Regions from separate parts of the Homo sapiens genome. Here all the other regions are linked to region 1. Evidence: read pairs that join two places in POLR2A ChIA-PET (ENCODE). Cell type or tissue: OCI-LY7. All regions are shown on one strand.

Evidence for each region. Peaks named below come from ENCODE experiments on the same cell type or tissue, not always from the same donor. Only the 100,000 strongest peaks of a DNase experiment are listed, where the experiment ranks them.
Region 2: POLR2A ChIA-PET joins it to region 1 with 6 read pairs; 3 of 35 experiments call an interaction of 5 or more read pairs at or near these places.
Region 3: POLR2A ChIA-PET joins it to region 1 with 6 read pairs; 4 of 35 experiments call an interaction of 5 or more read pairs at or near these places.

Annotation. Positions count from the first base shown.
Region 1 is chr4:152,432,316-152,436,315 of GRCh38, reverse strand. The region is part of intron 2 of FBXW7 (F-box and WD repeat domain containing 7); the gene reads left to right. Among named protein-coding and RNA genes, the nearest start is that of MIR3140, 55 kb to the left of the region's middle. In OCI-LY7, no CTCF peak of the experiment used is centred here; a DNase peak (open chromatin) is centred at 2,115.
Region 2 is chr4:152,751,223-152,755,222 of GRCh38, reverse strand. No RefSeq gene overlaps it. Among named protein-coding and RNA genes, the nearest start is that of TIGD4, 27 kb to the left of the region's middle. In OCI-LY7, no CTCF peak of the experiment used is centred here; no DNase peak of the experiment used is centred here.
Region 3 is chr4:152,766,792-152,770,791 of GRCh38, reverse strand. It overlaps TIGD4 (tigger transposable element derived 4), which reads left to right. Exons shown (of 2, transcript NM_145720.4): 2 at 1-1,438. The coding sequence ends at 1,326. Among named protein-coding and RNA genes, the nearest start is that of TIGD4, 11 kb to the left of the region's middle. In OCI-LY7, no CTCF peak of the experiment used is centred here; no DNase peak of the experiment used is centred here.

The DNA of each region.
Region 1 (4,000 bases):
GATAAAGCTTTGGTCTAAGGAAATGTTATGGTTGATTTGACCTTTTATTCAGATCACTCAAAACTTTTTCCATATCAACAATAAGGCTATTTCACTTTCTTATCATTTATGTGTTCACTGGAGTAGCACTTTTAATTTCCTTCAAGAACTTTTCTTTTGCATTTCTAGCTTTTGATTTAAAGTGAGACTCTTCCTTTTTGCCTGAATGCTTAGAGGCCATTTTAGGATTATTAATTGGCCTAATTTTAATATTGTTTTGTCTTAGGGGATAGGGAGGCCTAAGGAGAGGGACAAAGATGGGGGAATGGCTGGTTGGTGTAGTAGTCAGAATACACAACATTTTTGCCGTCTTCCATGGGTGCGGTTTGTGGCACCCCAAAACAATTACAGTAGTAACATGAAAGATCACTGATCATTGATCATCATAATAGATACAATAATAATGAAAAAGTTTGAAATACTGCAAGAATTACCAAAATGTGATACAGAGACATGAAGTTACCACATGCTTTTGAAAAAATTGTGCTGATAGACTTGCTCAACATAGGATTGCCACAAACTTCCAATTTTTAAAAAAATATACTATTTGTGAAGTGCAGTAAACTGCAGTCCAGTAAAATGAGGTATGCCTGTAAAACAAACCCGCAGAAAAAAAATCGTCTACTCAGAAGAGCACTGACAAGTATCATTGAATTATTATATCTACAACTTGCTAATCAAGCTAATGTAGTGTGAGTTGTAGATACAACCATTTTAATGCAGGGGTTCCTGAGATCTGAAAATTATTTTAAGTGTGCCTCCAGTGTAGAAAGATTGAGAAAGGTTGAAAGTGAAGATCAATAATGGGATGAACTGGAAATATGCCTACCTGATAATACAAAGCAATGAGAGAAACATAGTATCACTTCCGTCATATTCCTGCCTGCGATGCATAATGTGAATCCAAAATTAGACAAACCAAAATTAAGGGCCGTTATACAAAATGAATGGCTTATAATCTTTCAAAGTTGTTAAAGGAATGAAAATAAAGAAAGGATCAAGGAAGTATTTCAGATACAAAACTCAAATGGGTTCTGAGGAATAGACAGTCTGATATGTCAGTGCCATTTTCCTTACTTTAACATTTATATTGTGATTATGAAGAAGTATGTCCTTTTTATAAGAAATGCATACTTACGTGTTTGGTAGGGGATGGTGCATCATGTTGGAAACCCCTCCCCTCCCCTCCCCTCCCCTCCCCTCCCCTCCCCAGGCCTCTCGTTAGTAGTTTCCAAACCTTTTGCATGCTGAACCCATTGCTCAAATGAAGGCAGAATATTAAACATGTAAAGGAAGAGCTTGTGTGTGGGGGGGGGGGAGCGGGGGGAAAGGAGGTTGGGGGAACAGAGAATTAGGAACCCCTGAGTGACTACAGAACTTCTGAAAACCACTGTTCTGTAGGATAAAATCTAAACTCTGAAGCACATTATACAAACCTCTATCTATACACATCAGTTTGTCTGAAATTGTATATTTCTCAACAATATTGATCTATTTGTATTTCAATATGTTGTATGCTCTCATATGTCTGTATCTTTGCAAATGATATTTTCTTCTCTTTAACGATTTTTGTCTTACCCTGCTGGTAAGGAAGTCACCTTCCCTCTCCCTTCTGTATATCCTTGTCAAGGAACTATGGAAATTGAATGGCATAGGTCTTGATACAAGAACCTCTCTTTTCTCTTTATAAAAAAGTCAGTAAATAGTGGTGGAACATTCAGGAGAAAGTTGGGGACATAGAGACTAAGAAGGCAATGCAGTATTATTAGGACAGGGGGTAAACTAAGGCATAGAGGACAGATTTGATGAACATATTATCTTTTTTATATACATTATAAGAAGTAGAAGGCTAGAAAAGTGAACATGCTTGCTATTGCACGTCTCACTTTCCAATTTCATGAAGAAAGCAAAAACTACTTCTACTTTATTACTTCTTTTTGATGTTAATTGGTACCACATAGCAAGTTTGCATTATAGTACTGAGCTTTAAAATGCAAGGATATACTCATGTATATACACAGACAATAAATAATAGGTTCTTTTCCACATTCAGGAAGTGAAACTCAGCTGTCCGTACGACACTTACTGTCCATATATAGGCATCCCTCAGTATCTGCAGGGGATTGGTTCCAGGACCCTCACACCAAAATCTAGGTATACTAGTCCTGCAGAACCAACATATATGCAAAGTTGGTCCTCTGTATACTTGGGTTTCTATATCCCATTAATGTGGAGAATACTTTTGATATGTGGATATGGAGAGCTGACTGTATTTATTGAAAAAAAATCCACGTATAAGTGCACCTGTGCTGTTCAAACTCATGTTGTTTGAGGGACAACTGTATTCTGTTACTTCCTATAGTTTCTAAAAGCATTAACCAACAAATACATGTAAGATGCGTGGAATAATTTTTCCATTTCCTAGAAAATAGTCAATCATTTTTTTTTCAGATTGTGAACTAGAAAGCATAGTGAATATAGATTTTTAAACATGAAAATGTAAGTGTCCATTTTAAATTGTTATGGATATTTCTGTTTGCTGAAGTTCAAGACTGAAGACTACTGGAAAAAATCCTGTGACTGAGAGCACATAGATTCCTTCTTTTTAGGTAGAGCGCAACAGTCACCATGACTTCAGTGTTTGCATATGGAAGCTAAAATCTGTCTGAGAAAGGGCAAACAATCACAGGAGTCATTGATTTATTTATTTGTTCATTTTTAATGCAAATTTTAATTGAGTGAAAAAGTGGTGGAAAAAACAGTTGACTAAAGAAGATATGAGAAGGGTTAATACATGAAGAAGTCCTCAATAATATTAGCCACCATGGAGATGCAGATTAAAACCACAATGCCATACTACTTTCCATCCACAAGAATAGCTAAAATTAAAAGAAGTCAGTCACCACTGAATGTTGGTGAAAATAGGAAGCAGCTGAAACTCTCTTACATGGCTGGTGGAAGTGTAAAATGGTACCATTCCTGTGGAAAACTAATTGACAGTTTCTTAGAAAAAACACTCACCCTATGAGCAAGCACTCCTAGTTATTTACCCAGGAGAAATGTCCACAAATAGGCTGGCACAAGAATGCTTATAGCAGCTTTATTCAGAATGACCAAAAACTGAAAACAACTCCCCAACATTCATCAAGAGAAGTGATAAATAAATTGAGGTATATTCATACAATAGAAAGTACACAGGGACAGAAAAGAATGGATTTCTGATACATGCGACAACACGAATATCAAAAACAGTATGCTGAATTAAGGAAAAAGACAACAAAAGTAATGCAGCATGAGTCATATAAACATCATATAAAAATGATGTTTCAAAATCCACAAAACTAATCTGCACTGATGGAACAGTAGTTATCTAAATGTGCTAAGGAGTGATTAGAATGGGAATGGGACATGAGAAAAGAGGGAACTTTATGGAGTGATGAAAATATTCAATACCTTTTTCTTTTTGAGACAGTGTCTCGCTCTGTTTCCCAGGCTGGAGTGCAGTGTCGCGATCTCGTCTCACTGCAACCTGTGCCTCCCAGGTTCAAGTGATTCTCCTGCCTCAGCCTCTTTAGTAGCTGGGACTGCAGGCTTGTGCCGCCATACCCGGCTAATTTTTTTTTTGTGTTTTTAGTAGAGATGGGGGTTCACTATGTTGGTCAGGCTGGTCTTGAACTCCTGACCTCAAATGATCCACCTGCCTTGGCCCCCCAAAGTGCTGGGATTGCAGGCATGAGCCACCGCACCTGGCTGAAATATTCTGTGTCTTGATTAAGGTGTTGTATATATAGATATATATGTTTTTCAAAACTCACTGCGCTTTCTACTTTATATAAAAAGTACCTCAATTAAATTACATATTAATTGAAGGCAAATTAAAAACATCTCTGTCTGTAACTCTCCTACTGTGAGTCTGTTCCATGTTGAAGAATGCTCTTGTCTTCTTTTCTTTGCTCTTCTT
Region 2 (4,000 bases), 320 kb before region 1:
TTGTAGAAGATGAGTCTATTAATTCACCTAGAGCTTGCATGTGTTGTAGATAAATCTGCAAACTCCACCCTTGATTGCATGAAGTTCCAACGAGAAAATGCCATTTCATTCCAAGTGTGCATGTAATCTTCACAAAGAAACTTTTTTAAATGATTAAAATAATTCCCACAATAGATATGAAAGGAAAAGTTAGGCCTGAACTCACGCTCCTTTAAGATATGGGGGTTAGCCTGGTGCAGTGGCTCAGGCCTGTAATCCCAGCACTTTGGTAGGCTGAGGCGGGCAGATTACAAGGTCAGGAGATAGAGACCGTCCTGGCTAACATGGTGAAACCCCGTCTCTACTAAAAATACAAAAAATTAGCCGGGCATGGTGGCGGGTGCCTGTAGTCCCAGCTACTCGGGAGGCTGAGGCAGGAGAATGGCGAGAACCTGGGAGGCGGAGCTGGCAGTGAGCCGGGATTGTGCCACTGCATTCCAGCCTGGACGACAGAGCGAGACTCCATCTCAAAAAAAAAAAAAAAAAAAAAGAAGATATTGGGGTTGGGGTTGGAGTTGGATAAAAGGATCAAGTAGGAAATACCAGTCTAAAAGAACACTGAGGTCAAGAAAAGTATTTTGGGAGCTAGAAGTTTATATTAAGCATTTTAAGGAGTGGCTGGAAAGTCATGTGTCTCATGTTACTTCTTGTTCCTTGCCCTGGCAGCAAGTTAAAAGGAGCAAACCTCTGTCTGCATGAAAGAGTTTGAAGAAAGAGCAAATCACCTCTCCACTAAATTTACTATTTGGTTTACTTTTCAGTAATTCAGTTGCAAAGTAACTTTAACCAACTTAAATACAAGTATAAAAGTATGAAAGTTATTCTAAGTCATATACTTAAAACCAATTCCCACTCCATACCCCAAATCCAAACCATTAAAACTTAAGACTCCACTTAAACCAGATATATGTTATTAATAAGGTCTTATATAAAAGTGAAAAATCACAAAGTTAATGATACATTCTGGGGAACCACGACTAGCTCAGTTCTTGAATGGAATTGGCTATTTTTCGCATTGTCTCATAAACTTCTATGTCTACCCCCTTTTTTTCCTTTTTCTTTCTTTCTTTCTTTTTTTTTTTTTTTTTTTGAGACAGGGTCTGGCTCTGCAACCTCTGCCTCCTGGGCTCAAGCCATCCTCCCACCTTAGCTTCTCAAGTAGCTGGGGCTACAGGTGTGTGCCACCATGCCCAGCTAATTTTTGACAGGTTCTCATCATGTCGCCCAGGCTGGTCTCGAACTCCTGGGCTCAAGCAATCCACCTGCCTTAGCTGCCCAAAGTGCCAGGATTACAGATGTGAACCGCTGGACCTGGCCTATGTCTGCCCTTAATGGTAAACAGTAGTACCAACTACCTATATGCTTACAATGTGCCCAGCACTGTACTAAGCATTTTATGTTCATTAGTTCATATAACATCCTAATAAAAGTAACCCATAGGGCAGATATTTTCTTGATTTTACAGATGGGAAAACTATTAAATAGCAAACCAGAAGTCAAGCACTTTAGAGGATGACTCTAACACTACCCCTAGCTACATATATTTCTCCTCCTAGAATGTCCTTCCCACTCCTCTTTGCCCACCCACATTTTGTGAAGGCCCAGCTTAAATCCTAGTAAGTTCTCTAGTAAGTGCTCCTACTGCCTACATTGACCTCTCTCATCTCAGAATTCTTAAAGCATTTACTTATTGAACTCAGAAGAACATCATTAGTAAAATACAGAGTAATAGAGATTTCACAACCTAATCAGAGTTAAAAACGTATTGAGTGCTTAGTCTGTATGAGGAATTGTTCTAAGAATTATATATGGATTAACCAATTTCATTCTCATAACAAATCTATGAGGTCAGTAGTGAGTACTGTTATTTCCATTTTTAAATGTGCAAAATGAAGCAGAGATAGGTTAACTAACTTTCCCAAGGGCAAAGATTAGGAAATTTTCTCAGGTTGGTGAAGATCTAGGAATTGAGGATTAAAGAAATTAATATGTGGAAAGCCTATAGAACAGTATCTGGTACATAGAGTGTTAGCTATTATTACTATTTTACTCTACACCCTCCCTGAAAACATCTCTGACTCCATCCAATTGAGTCATCTGCACAGGAAGAAAATGAAGCATCTTCGATGAGCCAGATGCTGGGTTTGACAGTTTCATGACCGTCATTTCATTTATTAATTCAACAAATATTTATCGAGCACCTACCACCACCTGGTACTATTCAAGGCATTGAGATTCCAGCTGTAAAACAAAAAACAAAGTGGTTCTTCACAATAATCCCATAAAGGAGGTTCATGAGTTCCATTACTACAAATGACAAAACTGAGGTTCACACAGCTCACCAGTTGGAGGGTTGGGGTTTAAATATAAATCAATTAAAAGTTTCAGATCTTTCTCTCACAGGATATAATGTTACTTCTGCCTGATCCACCTGATAGAACCATTCTCCCCAATGAAACATAATGCATTTGGAAATTAGGAAGCTGTTGTTTCCCTTTCTCATATATAGGTTAGAATTCCCAATAATATCACCATCATCCCCAGATAGTATTTACAGAGTACATGCATGCATTATTATTGTTGAGGCTGCTTTCCCCACCCCTCCCAATGCCTTCTAGCAAATGCTCAGTGGAAAAGAAGAGCTGCTCTAGCTGAGATTGGGGTTGGGATGGGAGTGGATGGGCCTTGAGCACTGGTTGCTCTGCCTTCTTCTAAAGTCTCTAAGGTGCCTGGCTTCCACTGCAGGCACCCGCTTCTGGACAAGGGGAATGTGATGGCACCCTGAAGCTTGAAGACACCAGGAACTGCAAAACCCCAAAGAGGGTGTCACAGCCCTGGCTCAGGGAGCCCCTAGGTCTGGGCTTCACAAGGGACCACAGCTCTTCCCTCCTTCTCATTCCCCGCAATGTGGCAAGCAGGGGATGCATGTTTCAGCCCTGTTTGTGTTACATTTCTTTTAGACCAGCCATTCAGCAGGTCCTGAGTTCTTGTCCCACATCCAAGAAGAATGAGGTAGGCAGACACCTGGAGGGTGAGCAAAGTGGAGAGGAGCTTCATTGAGTGATAGAACAGTTCTCAGGAGACTCAAAGTGGGTAGCTCCTTTCCACAGGAAGGTTGTCCCAATGAGTGTCCAGCTCTCAGTGGAGAAGAGACCTGGAGTGGGTAGCTCCTATCCACAGGCAGGTCACCCCAACATCTGTGCAGCCCTCAGCAGACAGGAGACCCAGAGTGGATGGCTCTTATCACAGGCAGGTCATCCCAACATCTGTGTAGCCCTCAGTGGAGAGGAGACCCTGAGTGGGTGGCTCTTATCCACAGGCAGGTAATCCCAACATCTGTGCAGCACTTAGCAGAGAGGAGACCCTGAGTGGGTGGCTTTTACCCACAGGCAGGTCATCCCAACATCTGTGCAGCCCTCAGGGGAGAGGAGACCCTGAGTGGGTGGCTCTTATCCACAGGCAGGTAATCCCAACATCTGTGCAGCACTTAGCAGGGAGGAGACCCTGAGTGGGTGGCTTTTACCCACAGGCAGGTCATCCCAACATCTGTGCAGCCCTCAGGGGAGAGGAGACCCAAGTGGGTGGCTCCTATCCACAGACAGGTCATCCAGACAGACCTGGAGTGAGTGGCTGTTATCTGCAGGCAGGTCATCCCACCCTCTCTGCAGCCCTCAGCAAAGAGGAGACAGAGTGAGAGGCCCCAGAGTGAGTAGCTCCTATCTGCAGGCAGGTTGTCTCCTTGTCTCTGCAGCCCTCAGTGAAGAGGAGGCCCAGAGTGGATGGCTCCATCCGCAGGCAGGTCGTCCCCTAGTCTGCCAGGGTCTGGCTTGGGGGTTGGGGGTGGGCTTCAGAGGGGAGGAAGTGTGTGCTGACTGGTCCATGGGCAGCAATGGGCGGACCTGGAAAAAGCACCATAAGTTCTCACTCCCGGCGGAACTGGCAGCTCAGCCCCCAGGCTTCA
Region 3 (4,000 bases), 330 kb before region 1:
TTTGATCCAAAGAGAAAAAGACTGAGAACTGCTTTTTACACAGATCTGGAAGAGGCATTAATGAGATGGTATCGAATTGCTCAGTGTCTAAATGTACCAGTTAATGGTCCGATGTTACGTCTAAAAGCTAATGATTTTGCCCAGAAACTGGGCCATAATGATTTTAAGTGCAGTAATGGTTGGCTGGATCGTTTTAAATCCAGGTATGGTTTAGTATTCAGAGCTCAACCTGTAGAAGCTACAGGTGTACCAGTAGACCCTTCGACTGTCTGGTACCAAAATGTACTTCCTTATTATTTAAATGATTATCATCCTAAAAATGTTTTTAATATAAAAGAGACTGGGCTGCTTTATCGAATGTTACCTACCAATACATTTGCATTTAAAGGCGAAACATGTTCAGTTGGAAAGTTATGCAAAGACAGAATAACTCTGGTGGTTGGCACAAACATGGATGGCTCAGAGAAACTTCCTTTGCTTGTCATTGGAAAAAAGAGAACTCCACATTGTTTCAAAGGTTTAAAATCATTGCCTGTGTGTTATGAAGCTAACAGAATGGCATGGATGACCTCCGATGTATTTGAACAATGGATGCGAAAGCTTGATGAGGAATTTCAAGCCCAGCAACGAAGAGTGGTGATTTTTGTTGAGTCTTTTCCAGCACATCCAGAGGTAAAGAACCTAAAATCCATTGAGTTAGCATTCTTTCCATCATGTTTATCTTCCAAATGTATAGCTATGAAACAAGGTGTTATTAAAAGCCTTAAAATCAAATATCGACACTGTCTTATCAAGAAATTTTTAAGCTCTGTTGAAGGTAGCAAAGAATTTACATTTTCACTACTAGATGCAGTTGATACATTGCATCTTTGCTGGAGGGCTGTAACCCCAGAGACTATTGTTAAAAGCTATGAAGAGGCAGGATTCAAATCTCAAAAGGGAGAAAGTGACATAACAAATGCAGAGAAGGATACTGGTCTGGATTTGGTTGCTGATGCTCTGGGGGCAGGAGTAGAATTTCCTGAAGGTTTATCTATAGAAGAATATGCTGCCCTGGATGATGATTTGGAGACATGTGAAGCAGCACCAAATGGTGATTCCATATGCACCAAAGAAAGTAAATCGGATGAAACTGGATTTTACACTTCTGATGAAGAGGATGATGATGGATCTCCAGGAACTGAACTCCCTTTACCATCAAAATCTGAGGCAATAACTGCTTTAGATACTCTGAAAAAATTTCTCAGAAGTCAAGATATGAATGACGGACTTCAAAATTCTTTAGCAGACCTTGAAAATTTTATTAACTCTTTATCACCTAAGTAACTATGTATTGTACATCTAAAGAGTAATAGCTTTTCCTGATACATTTTATTATATAAGGTATGTAAAGGAGTTGTACCACACCACTTAAACATAAAAAATGGAAAACTGCTAATCCTTGGTTTAATTGCAAAAACCTTTGGTTTGAATAGCAAAACTCCCTAGTAAATAATGATTGAATAAAAAAGTACAAATTTCTATTTAACAAGGTTTTAGGGAGTAAAAGTATTTCAAAGGGCTATACTAGACACATGGTCAATATGTCAAACATAAAAGGAACTCTTCTGCTATATTTACACATTGAATTGGTGATTTCTATTTTGTTTTTTTAAGTTCAGATTATGTTCTAGAATATTTTAATTTATCTACCTAATCTCAGAAAAAAATCTAGCAATAGTTTATTTTTATAAAGATATATATATATATGCCATATGTATTCTAACTAGACTTAAATATCAAAGATAAAGTAATTTTAAATTATTTTTCAAATAACTAGCTGACCTTTCTAATAAGAAATTACGGAAACCTGCTGAAAATAAAATCTGACTTAACTATATACCAAAATGATTAAAAATATGAGTCTTACTACTTTCAAGTTATTTGTATATCAGGTCAAATGAAAAGCTGTGACCCTATCAGGTTTGTCATCTGTAACTAGAAGCTATGGATTCTTCCTAAATATTTGTATGTATATTTGTGTTTAATAGAAAAATATATTATTGAAACATTTATTAAATTCTTGTGATATTTATAGTGTAATAGTTATGCCTAGATATTTTTCTAATTTTAACAGCTCAAGTTTTTAATCTATAATATGTAATTATTTTTTGGATTTTACTGAATTTTATTTTCAGGTAAAACTAAATGTCCTTTTAGCATATTTTGATGTATGTAATCCTTTTTTCCCCCAAATTTGATGGGTAACACTTTGGATTAAAATTCTGTTTGAGGAAGTTTTATCTATAGAATGTTTTAAAATATTGTATGGAATTAATTGATTTCCATCTATAAAGTAGTCTTTAGATAGTAGAATATTGTAACAATAATTTGAGACTTTTCCATTGTTAAATTTTAGCTAGTTTGCTTATTTAACTTATTACACTCAATTTAGTATCCCCTTTGAAAAATATTTTATAAAAATGTAAAACATACAGATTATTTTTACTATGAATTATTAGTCTGCCAACAGATGACACATTTGGAAGGAAATATCTTTAGGAAGCATTTTTATTTTTCAACTGTTGATTTATTCTGCTTTTGAGAGTTGGTAATAGTAAGCCTTAAAATGTATTAAAATTAAAGTTTCTTTTAGAGTGAAATAAGGATTACTTGAAAGCATTTTATTAATGATTTGATTTAAAATTGTAATTTGGTACAATCATGGGTCTAATGGAGCTCTTAGGAGTTCCACTTTAACTATAGTACTTGGCATATATTGGCTCCTCAATAATTTTTTTCTTTTTTTGTGGTCTGTTTTATTTAATCATTCCAGATATTCAATGATAAAAGAATTGTTATCTCCATTTTTATAGATGAGGAAATTAAAACCTAGAAAGATGAAATGATTTGGTTAAAAATATCTCAGAGCCAAAACTAAAATGCAGCTGTTCCCTGTCACCTAGTCCTGTATTCCTCTATGTACCACAATGCTTCTTATCTATACTCTATGAAGGAAAATTGTATTATTTTCTACCCTTGAGTTTAGGGGACTGAGGGCAAAGAAAATATGCTGGATCCATGCTGGTAGCACTATTCATAAGAGCTCTTCTGAGAACACTATCACTAGTGAAATACTGGGACGCCATCAGATTTGGTAATTCTGTACCAGTCAATCACAGAGGTTCGTAGTTCTTTCGAAAATATTTAAAATAAGTTCAATATTTCCAAAGTACTGAAAGCAATCTCTTTTTTTTCTCCTATATGACATGATCCATTCCATGATCCATAAATATTTCTGAGGCATAATGTATCTAAAGATAATATAATAAGACAAGGCTGGGCATGGTGGCGCACATCTGTAATTCCAGCACTTTGGGAGACCAAGGCAGGAGAATCACTTGAGCCCAAGAGTTAAAGACCAGCCTGGGCAACATAGGGAGACCCCATGTCTACAGAAAATAAGAAAATTAGCGAGATGCAGTGGCACGTGCCTGTTGTCCCAGCTACTTGGGAGACTGAGGTGGGAGGATTGCTTGAGCCCAGGAGTTGAGGCTGCAGCAAGCAGTGATGGTGCTACCACATTCCAGCCTTGGTGACTGAGTGAGACCAAAAAAAAAGTAAAATTAATCAAAAAAAGTAAAATTAATTAAAAAAAATAAGACAAAGCTATTATAAATAAGAATTTAAAATGCCCACAGATTTAAATTCAAAGATAAGTTGTTACTGTGCACTCTTTTGTAGTTTAGAAGACATATAAGCAATTTTTGAATAAAAATTTTAGAAATTAACTTTTCCTCAGATGACAATCACTGCTGCATATCTTGCTCCTGATTTATCTTCTACGTACACAATCATTACAAAGTTAGAACTAAATATTACTTGTCTTTTCAAAACACAACTTTAGTTTGCCTGTTTTTCAATTTAATGTGGCATTATTTTCATTATTCTTGCCTTGCAAATCCCTACTGTTTCAACAATGTTTTTGCTTCCTTCTACTTCATCAAGAGCAAGTCTTATG